Regions from separate parts of the Homo sapiens genome. Here region 2 is linked to region 1. A link is a loop called in an ENCODE intact Hi-C map of the cell type or tissue named here. Cell type or tissue: heart right ventricle. All regions are shown on one strand.

Region 1 (8,000 bases):
AAGACAGAGACAGAGATAGGGAAAGACATGGGGAATCCAAGAGGGAGAAACAACGGGAGAGACCTGGAAGGTGGAGAGAAACACACCAATGAGGAAGGACGGGTGGAGGGAGAAGACCACGGAGAGGCAGAGCCCGGGAGCAAGATGGGAGAGGAAGGGTTGGGGTGAGAGACGGGACAGGACCAGTCAGCCAATACCCCTGGACCCTCCTTGCCTGGTGTGCTGTGCTTAGCAATGGGAAAAATCAGGGGATGGGGGGTTGGGTGCGGTGGCTGACGCCTGTTATCCCAGCACTTTGGGAGGCCGAGGCGGGTGGATCATTTGAGGTCAGGAGTTCAAGAGTAGCCTGGCCAACATGGTGAAAACCTGTCTCTACTAAAAATAGAAAAATTAGCCGGGCAGTAGTGGTGGACGCCTGTAATCCCAGCTACTCGGGAGGCTGAGGCAGGAGAATCTCTTGAGCCTGGGAGGCAGAAGTTGCAGTGAGCCGAGATCACACCATCGCACTCCAGCCTGGGCGACAGAGTGAGACCCTGTCTCAAAAAAAATAAATAAATAAAAATAAAAAATAAAAAAAAATCAGGGGAATGGGGATAGCCAGACAAAGTCAGAAGTGCTGAGAGGTCAGAGGACACACAGCCATAGAAAGACATAGCGGCCGGGTGTGATGGCTCACACCTGTAATCCCAGCACTCTGAAAGGCCAAGGTGTGTGGAATGCTTGAGCCTAGGAGTTTGAGACCAGCCTGGACAACATGGTAAGACCTCATCTCTACAAAAAACATGTTAAGGGCTGGGCGCGATGGCTCACGCCTGTAATCCCAGCACTTTGGGAGGTCAAGGCGAGTGGATCACCTGAGGTCAGGAGTTCAAGACCAGCCTGGCCAACATGGCGAAACGCCGTATCTACTAAAACTACAAAAAATTAGCCAGGTGTGGTGGCATGCGCCTGTAATCCCAGCTACTTGGAAGGCTGAGGCAGGAGAATCGCTTGAACCTGGGAGTCGGAGGTTGTAGTGAGCCGAGATTGCACCATTGCACTCCAGCCAGCGCAACAAGAGTGAGACACTGTCTCAAAAAAAAAAGAAAAGAAAAAAAGAAAAAGAAAAAGAAAAAAGAAATTTTTTTAATTAGCCAAGCGTGGTGTCCTGCACCTGTAGTCCCAGCTACGGCTAAGGTGGGAGGATCACTTGAGCCCAGGAGTTTGAGGCTGCAGTGAGACATGATCGCACCACTGCACTCTAGCCTGGGTGACAGAGCCACACCCTGTCCCAAGGGAAAAAAAAAAAGACATAGCAAGATGGAGGGTGAGATATACCCAGATGTGAGGGAATGAAGGAGAGAAACTTGGAAACAACCCCAGCTCCCTGCTCTGAGAGTCTCTGGTCCCACCTGCCCCTTCCACTCACCCTGGTTTGGTACTCTCAGAAAGCATACCCTCTGTCCTACACACCTTCACACAGCCCCTGATAAGACACTGTTGACACAGAGGCTCAGCCTTCAGGAACACTGCTTCTTTATTTTATTTATTTATTTATTTTGAGATGGAGTCTCACTCTGTCGCCCAAGCTGGAGTGCAGTGGTGCGATCTCAGCTCACTGCAACCTCTGTCTCCTGGGTTCCATCATTCTCCTGCCTCAGCCTCCCGAGTAGCTGGGATTACAGGCACATGCCACCACATCTGGCTGATTTTTGTATTTTTGGTAGAGACCAGATTTCGCCATGTTGGCCAGGCTGGTCTCGAACTCCTGACCTCAGGTGATCTGCCCATCTCAGCCTCCCAAAGTGCTGGAATTACAGGCATGAGCCACTATGTCCAGCCATATTTATTTATTTTTGAAACAAAGTCTTGCTCTGGTACCCAGCCTGGAGTGCAGTGGCACAATCATAGCTCACTGCAGCCTTGAACTCCTGGGCTCAAGTGATCCTCCCACCTCAGCCTCCTGAGTAGCTGAGACTACAGGTGCATGCCACCATGTTCCGCTAATTTTTTAAATTTTTTGTAGAGACAGGGTCTTGCTATGTTGCCCAGGCTGGTCTTGAACTCCTAGGCTCAAATGATCCTCCCACCTTGGCCTCCCAAAGTGCTGGGACACTGCTTCTTTTTTTTTTTTTTTTTGAGACAGAGTCTCGCTCTGTCACCCAGGCTGGAGTGCAATGGCGCATGATCTCAGCTCACTACAACCTCTGCCTCCCAGGTTCAAGCGATTCTCCCACCTCAGCCTCCCTAGTAGCTGGGATTATAGGCACACACCACCATGCCTGGCTAATTTTTGTATTTTTAGTAGAGACACTGTTACACCATGTTGGCCAGGCTGGTCTTGAACTCCTGACCTAGGTGATCTGCCCGCCTCAGCCTCCCAAAGTGCTGGGATTACAGGTCCTGCACCCAGCCAGGACACTGTTTCTGACACTCCAGGACACCGTCACCCAGTGACACTTCCCCTAGATGGTCCCAGTCATACCTATGGATACCTATAGATTCCTAGTGACACAATCATAGACGCAGACACATGAATATGACATGGACACGGACTCATACAAGGGCTCCTGGTGACATCTCCCAGTTATAGACACAACCGTGTAGGTGCACTGTCTCATGAGGACCTTATCAGACATGTGAATACAGTGAGTGGTGGCCACACACCATCCAACACACAGGTTCACATTTTTGTTGTCGTTGTTGTTGTTTTGTTACATAGATGAGGGCTTGAACGCCTGGCCTCACTTTTTTTTTTTTTTTTTTTTTTTTGAGACGGAGTCTTGCTCTTGTTGCCCAGGCTGGAGTGCAGTGGCACTATCTCAGCTCACTGCAACCTTCGCCTTCTGGGTTCAAGCAATTCTCATACCTCAGCCTCCCAAGTAGCTGGGATTACAGGCACGCGCCACCACGACAGGCTAATTTTTGTATTTTTAGTAGAGACGGGGTTTCACTATGTTGGTCAGGCTGGTCTCGAACTCCTGACTTCGTGATCCGCCCGCCCGGCCTTGGGCCTCACTTTCTTATGCGCCAGGACAACAGGCCTGAGCCACCGCGCCTCCCAGGCTCACACTTCTTAGCAATGCTGTCATATGTGGCCACTCCTGATGAATGGTGCACCCTCGCCTTCACACCTGGACACGTTTTCAGACACTCATTGTCACCCTCATGGACACACATGGCTTCAACCCTGGGTCTGACCTACTCACTGGGCAGGCACCTTGTCCCACGGTACTGTTCAGAACACTGTGGGGGTGCTCAGTCCAGTTCTCCACGTTTGAGTCAGTGGGGGCTGACAGATTTCAGGTCCCAGCAGAGACTGGGATGGAAGTGGGGGAAAGTGATGTCCAGCCCCTGGTCCTCCTGAAAGGGCTGAGTCCAACTGGGCCACAGTGGTCCCAGACTCCTCCTCCAGTCGGGCAGCTTGGACCAAATGTAGACCAAGGGTGTCCCCTGGTGGCCATAGGTGGTCTCTGCACCCATCCATGGAGGGACGACAGGCAGCCGCCCAGTTGCTGAACTTGGAGCTGTGGACAGAGAGGACACAGAGCACACAGGCCCAGAGACTGAAGTCCAGAAGCAGGAACGCAGATACAGAACTAAGAGCCGGTAATCCAGATCCCAGGACCCAGGATCAGCATCTAGAGTCCAATCATACCGGGCTGGGCACGGTGGCTCATGCCTGTAATCCCAGCACTTTGGGAGGCCAAGGCAGGCAGATCACTTGAGGTCAGGGGTTCGAGACCAGCCTGACCAACATGGCGAAACCCCGTCTCTACTAAAAATATAAAAATTAGCTGGGTGTGGTAGTGGGCACCTGTAATCCCAGCTACTCAGGAGGCTGAGGCAGGAGAATCGCTTGAACCTGGGAGGCGGAGCTTGCAGTGAGCTGAGATTGCGCCACTGCCCTCCAGCCTGGGCAACAGAGTGAGACTCCATCTCAAAAAAAAAAAAAAAAGATTCCAATCATACCAAGATCTATACTCCAGATCCACGAACTCAGCCAGGCGTGGTGGCTCACAGCTATAATCTCAGCATTTTGGGAGGCCAAGGCGTGAGGATCACTTGATGCCAGGAGTTTGGGACACGATAGGCAACATAGCAAGACTTTATCTCTACAAAAAACTTAAAAATTAGCTGGGTGTAGTGGCACATGTCTGAGGTTGCAGTGAACTATGATGGTGCCACTGAAACCATACTCCGGGATTCAGATTCCAAAAATCTAGATCCTATTGCTCAAAACTAGAATCCACCAGACCCAGAATCTAGCTCCAAGAATTTAGAATCCAAAGGCTACCTTACAAAATTGAGAGCTTTCTTTCTTTTTTTTTTTTTTTTTTGAGACAAGGTCTGGCTCTATCACCCAGGCTGGAAAGCAGTGGCACAACCTTGGCTCACTGCAACCTCTGCCTCCCAGGCTCAAGCCATTCTCCCACCTCAGCCTCCTGAGTAGCTGGGGTTCCAGGTACACACCACCATGCCCAGCTAATTTTTTTTTTTTTTTTTTTTGAGATGGAGTCTTGCTTTGTCGCCCAGCCTGGAGTGCAGTGTCGCCATCTTGGCTCACTGCAACCTCCGCCTCCTGGGTTCAAGCGATTCTCCTGTCTCAGCCTCCCAAGTAGCTGGGATTACAGGCACGCGCCACCACGCCTGGCTAATTTTTATATTTTTAGTAGAGACGGGGTTTCGCCATGTTGGCCAGGCTGGTCTTGAACACCTGATCTCAGGTCATCCACCCGCCTCAGCCTCCCAAAGTACTGAGATTACAGGCATGAGTCACCACGCCCGGCGCCCAGCTAATTTTTAATATATTTTTGTGGAGACATAGTTCTGCCATTTTGGCCAGGCTGGTTGCGAACTTGTGAGCTCAATGAATCCACCTGCCTTGGCCTCCCAAAGTGCTGGGATTACAGGCGTGAGACTCCTCACCCAGCCAAAATCCAGATTCTTAAGCCGTCCTCAGAGCCCTCCAGATCACAGCCACGTAGCAGGAGTTGGCGAAGATAGAAACAAAGGGATAGCTGAGGAGCTCAGCAGTACTGCACATGGCCTCTCCCAAAGCTGATACCCCTCCCAACCTACCCCTGTGCATTTACACACACACACACACACACACACACACCCCATCAGGTTGGGTGTGGTGGCTCACGCCTATAATCCCAGCACTTTGGAAGGCCAAACCAGAAGGATGGCTTGAGCCCAGGAGTTCGAGACCAGCCTGGGCAACACAGTGAGACCCTGTCTCTACAAAAAAATAAACAAAATTAGCTGGGCGTGGTGTCATGAGCCTGTAGCCCCAGCTACTCGGGAGGCTGAGGAGGGAGGATCACTTGAGCCCAGGAGTTTGAGGCTGCAGGGATCGGGCCATGATCACTCCAGCCTGGGTGACAGGGCGAGACCCTGACTCAAATAAGAATAATAATTAATACTACTAATAAAAGAAAAAGACACACCATCATCCAAAGAGACACCCTCCTCCATACGTTCTTGTCCCAGCATGCAGATGCACGAACATCTGTGCACCCACAAAATCTCAGAGCTCCGCCCCCAGCCAGCCCACCAAACTCCTAGACACACAGCCACCATGGAGACACACACAAACCTATGATTTCCAGCCCTGCACCCGGACACACTTTAAGAATTGTGGAGACTGGGATGGGTGTGCACACACACACACATACACACACAGACATAGTCCCCTAAGAAGCTCCACGCCTGGCAGCCACGCAGCCCCTGGGAAGGGTACCCCAGGGATGGGGTTCACCGTGCAACCCCGTGCCCACCCCAGCCGTCCCCCGCCTGGCCGGCTGGCGGGCTTTAATACAGATGCCAAACTCATAATTGTAACTGAGGGTGACAGGGTCACCTTGAGCCCCAGATGCTCGTGCGGTGACAGATGGCGTTGGCAAACCTGATTAGCGGCCCCCGTGCCAGCGCCTGTGGCACCTGCATCCCCTGCCCCTCCCCCGCTCCCCCAGCACTCATTACCCACCCATTACTGGGCCTGGGGGGGCGGGGCAGGGGCCGGCTGGCACTGCCCGGGAGGGGACAGGGACTCTGGGGGCTCCCCTGGCACCAAGGTTCCCAGCTGGCTCCCCTGGCTGGCAGGAGGTGGGCACAGCAGAGGGAGGGAAGGCAAATGCCTCATGCCCACCAGAGGGGGGCTTGCCCATGGTGCCAGGGCTGAGCTGCCCACTCGGACACTGCCTGGGGTTTGGCACAGAACTCTGGAGGGAACAGGGATGGGGCAGCCCCCCCAGAGCCCTTCATGACCCTCCCCTCCAGGGCCCTTCGAGCAAGGGGCCTTGGGAGCTGCCTGCCTGTCCCGTTCCCATCTCTCTGTGAGGCCTGTGAGGTCAGGGGTCTCAGGCTCCCACGCCCCACTGGCCCATCTGTTTCCTCGGGTCCCCTCCTGCTCCCCTCACCTGAGGCCTTCCTTCCTGAGGCAGGAAGAGGGCTGAGAAGGGCCTGGCCGGCTCCCCGCCCCACGCTCCGGGGGGCATTTGGAGGCAACACTGACAACGCCACATGTCCCTGCGTCTGTGCCAGACAGGCCCATCTGCCAGGGCCCTGGTTCCAGCCGCCCAAAGCCAGGCCGCCCTCGCCCGCTGAAGACCCTGAGCCCCAGCTGGGGAGGGAGCACTCAGATGCCCACACCCTGTCATGGGGCCACCCACTCCCAGGGAACCCCAGTTGGAGGAACAAACAGATGCACATATAGACAGCTGGACTCAGCCAACCTTTATGGTTTCTGTGGAATGCCATGCCAGGCGTGGGGCTCTGTGGAGACTCAGGTGGGGGGTCTGAGAGGGACACAGCACCACTATCAAGGCAAGAGGCAGCTGGGAACACGAGGGTCCTGCCTCTGTCTCAAGGACCCCAGGATTTCCCCCAGCAGCTGTCTGCCTGCCTGCTTTGGTTTGCGTTTTTGGTTTGGGTTTTTTTTTTTTTCTTTTTTGGTGTCCCTAGGCTGAGGTCATCACTGTGTCTCTCGGTCTGGGTGGGGCCATCTACCCTCCCTGCAACTGGGAGTGTCTTTGACCTCATTCTATAAGAGACAGTTCAGCCTAATGATTAACAGTGGATTTGATCCCAGCACTTTGGGAGGCCGAGGTGGGCAGATCACCTGAGGCCAGGAGTTTGAGACCAGCCAGGCTAATATGGTGAAACTCTGTCTCTACTAAAAATACAAAAATTAGCTGGGCATGGTGGCGGGTGCCTGTAGTCCCAGCTACTCAGGAGGCTGAGGCAGGAGAACTGCTTGAGCCTGGCAAGTGGAAGTTACAGTGAGCCAAGATCGCGCCATTGCACTCCAGCCTGGGTGACAGAGAGAGACTCTGTCCTTAAAAAAAAAAAATAATAAGGCCAAGGCAGGCAGATCACGAGGTCAGGAGATAGAGACCATCCTGGCTAACACGGTGAAACCCTGTCTTTACTAAAAATACAAAAAATTAGCCGGGCGTGTTGGCGGGTGCCTGTAGTCCCAGCTACTCGGGAGGCTGAGACAGGAGAATGGCATAAACCCGGGAGGTGGAGCTTGCAGTGAGCTGAGATTGCGCCACTGCACTCCAGCCTGGGCGACAGAGCGAGACTCCATCTCAAAAAAAAAAAAAAAAAGTGAGTTGTCAATCATTGTGTGCTGTGACTATCAGTGGTGCAACTCCAGGACGGGCACTGTGTCTACTGTCTGGGGAGCAGGGTGAGGACTCTGGGGACCTGTCTGCCTAACCCTGCATCCCTGGTCTCTTGACCCAGAGTACATCATCCAGGTCCACGTCTTTCTTGGTCCATCTCCCCTCATTTCTCCAAGGTGCGTGTCTCCGTGCACCCATCCACGATGCTCAGTTCATGCTTTTGGGCTGCAGTGACACCCCTCGATCAGCATGGTGGATATCTTCACCCGTCGACGGGAGGCTGAGCTGCCAGTGAGACACCACAGGACCACGGGTGCCCAACGCTTGCGAGCAGGCATACAGCTGTTGCACAGGACTAGTGGGGTGGGGTCCGAGCCAGGGATGTAG
Region 2 (8,000 bases), 450 kb before region 1:
TTGTCCTTTCTGAAGAAACAGGCAAAGGCAGGCCAGGCACGGTGGCTCACACCTGTAATCCCAACACTTTAGGAGGCCGAGGCTGGTGAATCACTTGAGGTCAGGAGTTCAAGACCAGCGTAGCCAACATCATGAAATCCCATCTCTACTAAAAATACAAAAATTAGCTGGGTTTGGTGGTGCATCCCTGTAATCTCAGCTACTCGGGAGGCTGAGGCATGAGAATCACCTGAACTGGGGAGGTGGAGGTTGCAGTGAGCTGAGTCTGCGCCACTGCACTCCAGCCTGGATGACAGAGTGAGACTCCATCTTAAAACAAAACAAAACAAAAACAAGTAAAGCCTTGTGTGTTTTTAAATTGTAGGTTCAGCAGCAAAGCTCTGTAATAAGGAGCTGGACCCTGCAGTCAGACAGTCATGGGCTTCTCCAGTGCCCAGCCGAGTGACCCGAGGGAGTTATGATAAACACCAACATTCATCCACAATTTGTACCTAGTGCTATTCTCAATATCTTGAGTAAATTATCTCATTTAATCCTCCAGGCACATCTTTCTTGGTAGGTGCCGTCATTGTCCCCAGTGTACATCTGGGAAAATGAGGACAGGCTGGCAGAGCACCCTTCCTGCTCACCTCTGCTGCTCTGCTGACCTCTGGCAAGACTGTTGTCTCTCTGAGCCTCAGTTTCCCCATCTGAAAATTGGGGCCTGTATTAGCCCGTTCTCACATTGCTATAACGAGATGCTTGGCTGGGGCTGGGCGTGATGGCTTATGCTTGTAATCCCAGCACTTTGGGAGGCTGAGTTGGGCAGATTGGGAGTGTGAGACCAGCTTGGGCAATATAGCAAGACCCCATCTCTTCTAAAAAAAAAAAAAAATTAGCCAGGCATGGTGATATGCACCTGTAATTCCAGCTACCCAGGAGGCTGAGGCAGGAGAATTGCTTGAACCCAGGAGGCAGAGGTTGCAGTGAGCCAAGATTGCGCCACTGCACTCCAGCCTGGGAGACAGAGTGAGACTCCATCTCAAAAAACAAATTATTTTTAAAAAATTAAAAAAAAAAATGCCTGGCTGGGCACAGTGGCTCACACCCATAATCCCAGTACTTTGGGAGGCCAAGGTGGGAAGATTGCTTGAGCCCAGGAGTTCCAGACCAGCCTGGGCAACACAGTGAAATCCTGTCTCTACTAAAAGTACAAAAATTAGCCAGGTGTGGTGGCACGCGCCTGTGGTCCCAGCTACTCAGGAGGGTGAGGTGGGAGGATTGCTTAAGCCTGGGAGGTCAAGGCTGCAGTGAGCAATGATTATGCCACTGCACTCCAGCCTGGGCGACAGAGTGAGACCTTGTAAAAATAATAATAATAATAATAAATAAATAAAAACCCTGAGACTGGGGTAATTTATAAAGAAAAGAGGTTTAATTGACTCACGATTCTGCAGGCTCTACAGAAAGCATGGCAGCATCTGCTCAGCTTCTGGGAAGGCCTCAGGAAACTTACAATCATGGCAGAAGGTAAAGCTGGAGCAGGTGTCCTCACATGGCCAGAACAGGAGGAAGAGAGAGAGTGGGGAGATGCTACACACCTTTAAATGTCCAATCTCACAAGAACTCACTCACGATCTCGAGAATAGCACCAAGGCGGAAATCTGCCCCCATGATCCAATTACCTTCCACCAGGCCCCACCTCCAACATTGGGGATTACAATTCGCCATAAGATTTGGTTGCGGACAGACACAGATCCAAAGTACATTAAAAGTAATGGCAAAAACCACAATTACTTTTGCACCAACCTAATATCTCAGGGGCTCATTGTACCTATTTCACAGGACAAATGAAGGTATCAGTAATAACAGTAGCCTGTAGTCCCAGCTATTCAGGAGGCCGAGACAGGAGGATCACTTGAACCCAGGAGGTCGAGGCTGCAGTGAGCTATGATCACGCCACTGCACTGCACCCTGGGTGACAGGGCGAAAACTTATCTCTAAAAATAATAATAACAACAACAATAGTGAACACAGATATAACATGTGTGTGGCCAGGCTGTGCCCTTAGGGCTTTGCAGGGATTATTTCATTCACTCTCAATCTCCCCATTTTACAGATGAGAAAACTGACGTTCAGAAAAGCTAGAGGACTTGCCCCAAGCCACACGGCTAGGAAGTGGTGGAATTGGGGTTTAAATGAGGAAGCTTGACTTCAGTGTCGAAGCTCTTAACTGCCACACTCAATACATGGAGTAGAGGTTGCTGATTCTGTGATTATCTGATTCTGGAAAGTAAAGACCCTGTTTCCAGACGTTTGCTGCTTGACTTAGTTCCCAGGGGATGGCCACTGGATGATGCAGTGTTGCCCAGGAGAGGTTAGCTAGACACACTGCAACCATTCCATTGCTAATACTTATACTTGCTCTTGTTCTGCTGGGTGCTATGCAGGGAAGGGCTGTCTGAGCCCTTTGCAAGAATTCTCCCATTGGTGCCTCCCAGAGATTCTGAGGTTGGGGCTTTTTGCATCCCTTATTAGCAGATGAGACACCAAAGCCCAGGTCAATAATCTGACCTGCATCCCCCGCCTACCAGCCAGACCAAGGTCACTTCCCCACAATGCAGGCCCTGATCCAAGGCTCTGGGTGCAAACCAGTTTCCATGTCCCTGGGGGTCCATCTTCTTCAGCTGACTTTTTTTTTTTTTTTTTTTTTTTGAGACAGCGTCTTGCTTTGTTGCCGAGGCTGGAGTGCAGTGGTGTGATCATGGCTTATTGCAGCCTTGACCTCCCAGGCTCAAGCAATCCTCCCACGTCAGCCTCCTGAGTAGCTAGGACTATGGGCACACGCCATGATGCCTGGGTAATTTTTTTTTTTTTTTTTTTGAGACAGAGTCTCGCACTGTAGCCCAGGCTGGAGTGCAGTGGCGCAATCTCGGCTCACTGCAAGCCCCATCTCCCAGGTTCATGCCATTCTCCTGCCTCAGCCTCTCGAGTAGCTGGGATTACAGGTGCCTGCTACCTCGCCTGGCTAATTTTTTGTATTTTTAGTAGAGACGGGGTTTCACCGTGTTAGCCAGGATGGTCTCCATCTCCTGACTTCGTGATCCGCCCACCTCAGCCTCCCAAAGCGCTGGGATTACAGGCATGAGCCAGATGCCTGGCTAATTTTTAAGTTTTTTTATAAAGGCGGGGTCTTGCTATGTTGCCCAAGCTGGTCTCAAACTCCTGGCCTCAAAAAGTCTTCCTGCCTCAGCCTCCCAAAGTGCTAGGATTACAGACATGAGCCACTGCACCCAGCCTGACTTTTTTTCTAACTGAAAAATTAATTATATATATTCATGGAGTACAATGGGATGTTCTGATATATGTTTACATTTTTGAATGATTAAATCAAGCCAATTAACATATCCACTACATCGCATACTTATTTTTTGTGGTGAGAACGCTTAAAATCTACTCTTTTAGCAATTTTGAAATATACAATACCTTATGTTGTATATTACATTATGTTGTATAGTACGTTGAAACATACACTACAATACGTTATCATTAATTGTGGTCACCATGCTGTGCAAAAGATCTCTAAAACGTATTCCTCCTGTCTGACTGAAACTTTGTATCCTTTGCCTAATATCTCCCCAATCCCTCCACCACCAGCCCCTGGTAACCACCATTCTCTCTGCTTCCATGGGTTCAAATTTTTTATTTTTTGAAATTTTTAATTTTTATTTATTTATTTATTTATTTATTTATTTATTTTTGAGATGGAGTCTCGCTCTGTCACCCAGTCTGGAGTGCAATGGTGCCATCTTGGCTCACTGCAACCTCCGCCTCCTGGGTTCAAGCGATTCTCCAGCCTCAGCCTCCCGAGTAGCTGGGGTTACAGGTGCTTGCCACCAGGCCCGGCTAATTTTTGTATTTTTAGTAGAGACGGGGTTTCACCATGTTGGCTAGGCTGGTCTGGAACTCCTGACCTCCAGTGATCCACCCACCTCGGCCTCCCAAAGTGCTGAGATTACAAGCGTTGAGCCACTGCACCTGGCCTAAAATTTTTTTTTTTTTTTTTTTTTTTGAGACGGAGTCTCACTCTCTTGCTAGGCTGGAGTGCAGTGGCATGATCTCAGCCCACTGCAACCTCAGCCTCCCGGGTTCAAGCGATTCTCCTGCCTCAGCCTCCTGAGTAGCTGGGACTAGAGGTGTGCACCACCACGCCCAGCTAATTTTTGTATTTTTAGTAGGGACAGGGTTTCACCATGTTGGCCAGGATGGTGTCAATCTCTTGATCTCGTGATCTGCCTGCCTCGGGCTTCCAAAGTGATGGGATTATGGGCCACCACGCCCGGCCTCAAATTTTTTAGAGCTCACATATAAGCGAGATTGTGTACTATTTGCGTTTCTGTGTCTGGCTTGTTTCATCTTAGTATAATGTCCTCCAGGTTCATGCACGTTGTCGCAAAAGATGGAATTTGCTCCTTTTTAAAGACTGAATAGTACTTCATTGTGTACATATACACGCCATATTTTCTTCATCCATTCCTTTACTGATGGACATTTGGGTTGTACCTGCATCTTGGCTATTGTGAAGAGTGCTGTCATGAACATGGGTGTGCAGCTGACTCTGAGGTGTTAGAGGGATTACAGCTCCTCCAAAAGACCACCGTCACCCAAACCTGCTCCTCCTGCCCTATTTTCTGTTTAGGTAAAGGCGGCTTTAACCCCCTGCAGTGCTCTGGCCTCAGACCTCCAGATCTTCCTCTATGCCTCTATGCCTCTTTTTCTCCACCCCCTGCATCCAATCTGTTAGCACATCTTATTGGCTCTACCTTCAGAATCTACCCAGAATCCACCACCCACCTCTCACCACCTTCACAGCCCCACCCCGGTCCAGCCCCCATCTTTGCTGGCCTGGACTAAACCAGTTGCCCCTCCACCCCAATCTGGTCTCTTAACTTCAGTCCTTGCCCCACCCCCAGGACTGTTCCCCACACAGCAGCCAGAGGGCACCTGTGAGCCACTGAGTCAGGACCTGGCTCCTCTTTGCTCACAACCTCACTTGGAGAAAAAGCCCAAATTCTCCTCACAGGGACCCACAAACTCTGCCCCTGTGATCCCCCATCCCCCTCTATTCCCACTCTCCTCTCCACTCACTCGGCTTCAGCTACACAAGTTCCCTGCTGTCCCTTACACACCAAGCACTCCCCAGCCTCAGGGCCTTTGCACAGGCTGTTCCCTCTGCCTGGAACACTCTTCCCCCAGATATCTGCTTGGCTCCCCCCTCACTTCCTTTGGGTCTTTGCTCAAGTGTCCTTCTAACATGTAACTGCCTCACCTGCACTGTGCCACCCCACTCCCCGCCTCTAGGCTTAATTTCCCTCTACACCCCTGAAGAGCATCTGCCAAGCTATATTTACTTGTTTATTGGTTATTGCCAATCCCCTGCCCCCACTAGAATGCCAGCTCCATGAGGGCAGGGACTTCTGTCTGTTTTGTTCACTGCTATTCCCCCAGAGCCTAGAACACAGCCTGGCACATAGTAAGTATTCACTAAATAATTTGTAATATGAATTGTGCCAGTAAAATCTTCCAGGGGCATCAAGCCCCTGCCATGACTAGGTGGTAACATCCTCACCCCCTGTCCATGTGCTATCTCCTCCTGACCTGCTTGTCTCATTGTTCTAATGGTGGCTCACGCCTGTAATCCCAGCACTTGGGGAGGCCGAGGCGGGCAGATACCTGAGTTCAGGAGTTTGAGACCAGCCTGGCCAACATGATGAAACCCTGTCTCTACTAAAAATACAAAAATTAGCTGGGCGTGGCATTGCACGCCTGTAGTCCTAGCTACTCGAGAGGCTGAGGCAGGAGAATCGCTTGAACCCGGGAGGTGGAGGTTGCAGTGAGCTGAGATCATGCCATTGCAATCCAGCCTGGGCCACAAGAGCGAAACTCTGTCTCAAAAAATATATATATATATTTCATTGTGGTAACATATGCATAACATAAAATGTACCATTTTTTAAGTGTTTAGTTGAGCGGCGTTAAGTACATTCATATTGTTGTGCAACCAGGACCGCCATCCATCTCCAGAACTTTTGCATCTTGCAAAACTGAAGCTCTGCCCCCAGGAAACTCTCACTCCCCGCTCCCCCTTCCCCTCTCCCCGACTCCCCCTTCCCCCCTCCCCACTCCCCCCACCCTACTCCACACTCCCCACTCCCCCAGCCCCTGGCACCCGCCGTTCTAGTTTCTATCTCTGTGAATTTGGCTACTTTGGGTCCCCCCTGTGAGTAGAATCATACAGTATTTGTCTTTTTGTGACTGGTTTGTTTCGTGGAGCATAATGTCCTCCAGTCTCATCCATATTGTAGCATGAGTCAGAATTTCCTTCTTTTCCAGGCCGAATCGTATTCCATTGTGTGGATGGACCACACTTTGCTTATCTGTTCATCCAGATGGGCACTTGGCTTCCACCTTTTGGCTATTGTAAATAATGCTGCTGTAAACCTGTGTGTACAAATAGCTGAGTCCCTGCTTTCAATTCTTTTGGATATAGACCCAGAAGTGGAATTTTTTTTAAATCAAGATTTGACCCACTGGGGCCCTTAGAGGTCTCATTGGCTCTGAAGCTTTTTTTTTTTTTTTTTTTTGGACGCTTTGAAACTAAAAATAGGAGTGAGGGGCACAGTGAGGGGGGCACACATCTCTCGTGTCAGCGTTTTTTAAAAACACCCCGGGAGGAAGATGTGTGAAATCCCTCCCTTCCCCCCGCTCCCACCCCCTCCAAGATCTCAAAATACCTCTTGTTTTAGGAAGCGGCTGTGACATCAGGCAGGCAGCGTGTGGCATCTGAGACACAATATCGCAAGTGGCTGGGAGCCCAGAGAAACCAGGACAGGCGTGCTGGGGATGTGGACTAGAGATGGAGCTAATTTTAGTGGCTGAAGAGGCTGCAAGAAGAGAGAGAAAGAGGGGTGTGTGTGTGTGTGTGTGTGTGTGTGTGTGTGTGTGTGTACGCACAGTGATAGAGGCTGGAGGGGGAGAAATGACAGATAAATCAGCTTGGGCAAAGAAAGCTAATGGGCAGAGGAGCGAGACCCAGCTCAGAAGGTGGTCAGCAAATCTAAAGATGTGTGCCCGAGGGTCAAGGTGGTGGGGGGATTCATAGGCAAGTGGTAGAGAGGCTATTCCATTTGCAGAGGCTCTCTCTGTTTGAGGCGTGATTCACCTGTGCCGTCCTCAAGGCCATTCTGAGAACACCACTGTTGTTTTCCTCCTTTTATGAGTAGGGAAACTGAGGCATTGAACTGCTTCTATTCTTCAGTAAGAAGCAGGGGGAACATATGGTAGAAGCAAAGAAATACAAACATGAGGGCTCTCGGGGTCTACGTGATTGGCTGTGACATCCATGAGAGCGGATCGCAGGTTGAAGGAAACACTGGTGGCAGAAAGTAGCTGAACATTTGGATTTGGGAATCCCAGTGGACGTGGCGAAAATTCTGGCTTTTCCCTTCACAGGCTGCGGGGCCACTCTGACCTGCGGTTTCCTTATCTGTGAAATGGAACGATGCCACCTGTCTCAGCGTTGTTTTGAGGATGCGAGGAGATGATCCGTGTAATATGCCCACTAGGGGGCCTGCTCCAGGGTAGATTCTCAGCAAATGGTAGTCATGGTTTTTGTTACATTTGGGGATATTGGCAGGTAAAAAGGAAATACTTCATTCATTCCAAAATTGCTCACTGAGGTTCTACTATGTGCTAGGCCCTGATGACACATCGGTCAACAAGACAGGCCTGCTTTCTGCCCTTGTAAAACTTCAGTTCAACTGCATTGCACTCATCAGCCTAATAATCCAGGTAAATTGTGATGAGAATAACAACTAGCATTTACTATGAGCCCTTTACAAATATTAACCCATTTAATCTTCTAAAGAGCCTATAAGATAAGAGCTCTTGCCCTGCGCAGTGGCTCACGCCTATAATCCCAGCACGTCGTGAGGCCAAGGCAGGTGGATCACCTGAGGTCA

What was found. A loop is a pair of places that touch in the nucleus more often than their neighbours do. Peaks named below come from ENCODE experiments on the same cell type or tissue, not always from the same donor. Only the 100,000 strongest peaks of a DNase experiment are listed, where the experiment ranks them.
Region 2: it touches region 1 in a loop (10-fold over the local background); 8 of 110 quality-filtered maps call a loop at or near these places.

What each region holds. Positions count from the first base shown.
Region 1 is chr19:12,973,460-12,981,459 of GRCh38, reverse strand. DAND5 (DAN domain BMP antagonist family member 5) reads right to left here. Exons shown (of 2, transcript NM_152654.3): 2 at 6,700-8,000. The coding sequence ends at 7,826. Among named protein-coding and RNA genes, the nearest start is that of DAND5, 7.9 kb to the right of the region's middle. RefSeq lists an enhancer at 6,522-7,028. In heart right ventricle, CTCF peaks have their summits at 3,248 and 3,448 (motif pointing left); a DNase peak (open chromatin) is centred at 3,439; H3K27ac peaks cover 622 bases.
Region 2 is chr19:13,428,155-13,436,154 of GRCh38, reverse strand. The region is part of intron 3 of CACNA1A (calcium voltage-gated channel subunit alpha1 A); the gene reads left to right. Among named protein-coding and RNA genes, the nearest start is that of CACNA1A, 74 kb to the left of the region's middle. In heart right ventricle, CTCF peaks have their summits at 4,971 and 7,605 (motif pointing right); DNase peaks (open chromatin) are centred at 4,974 and 6,834.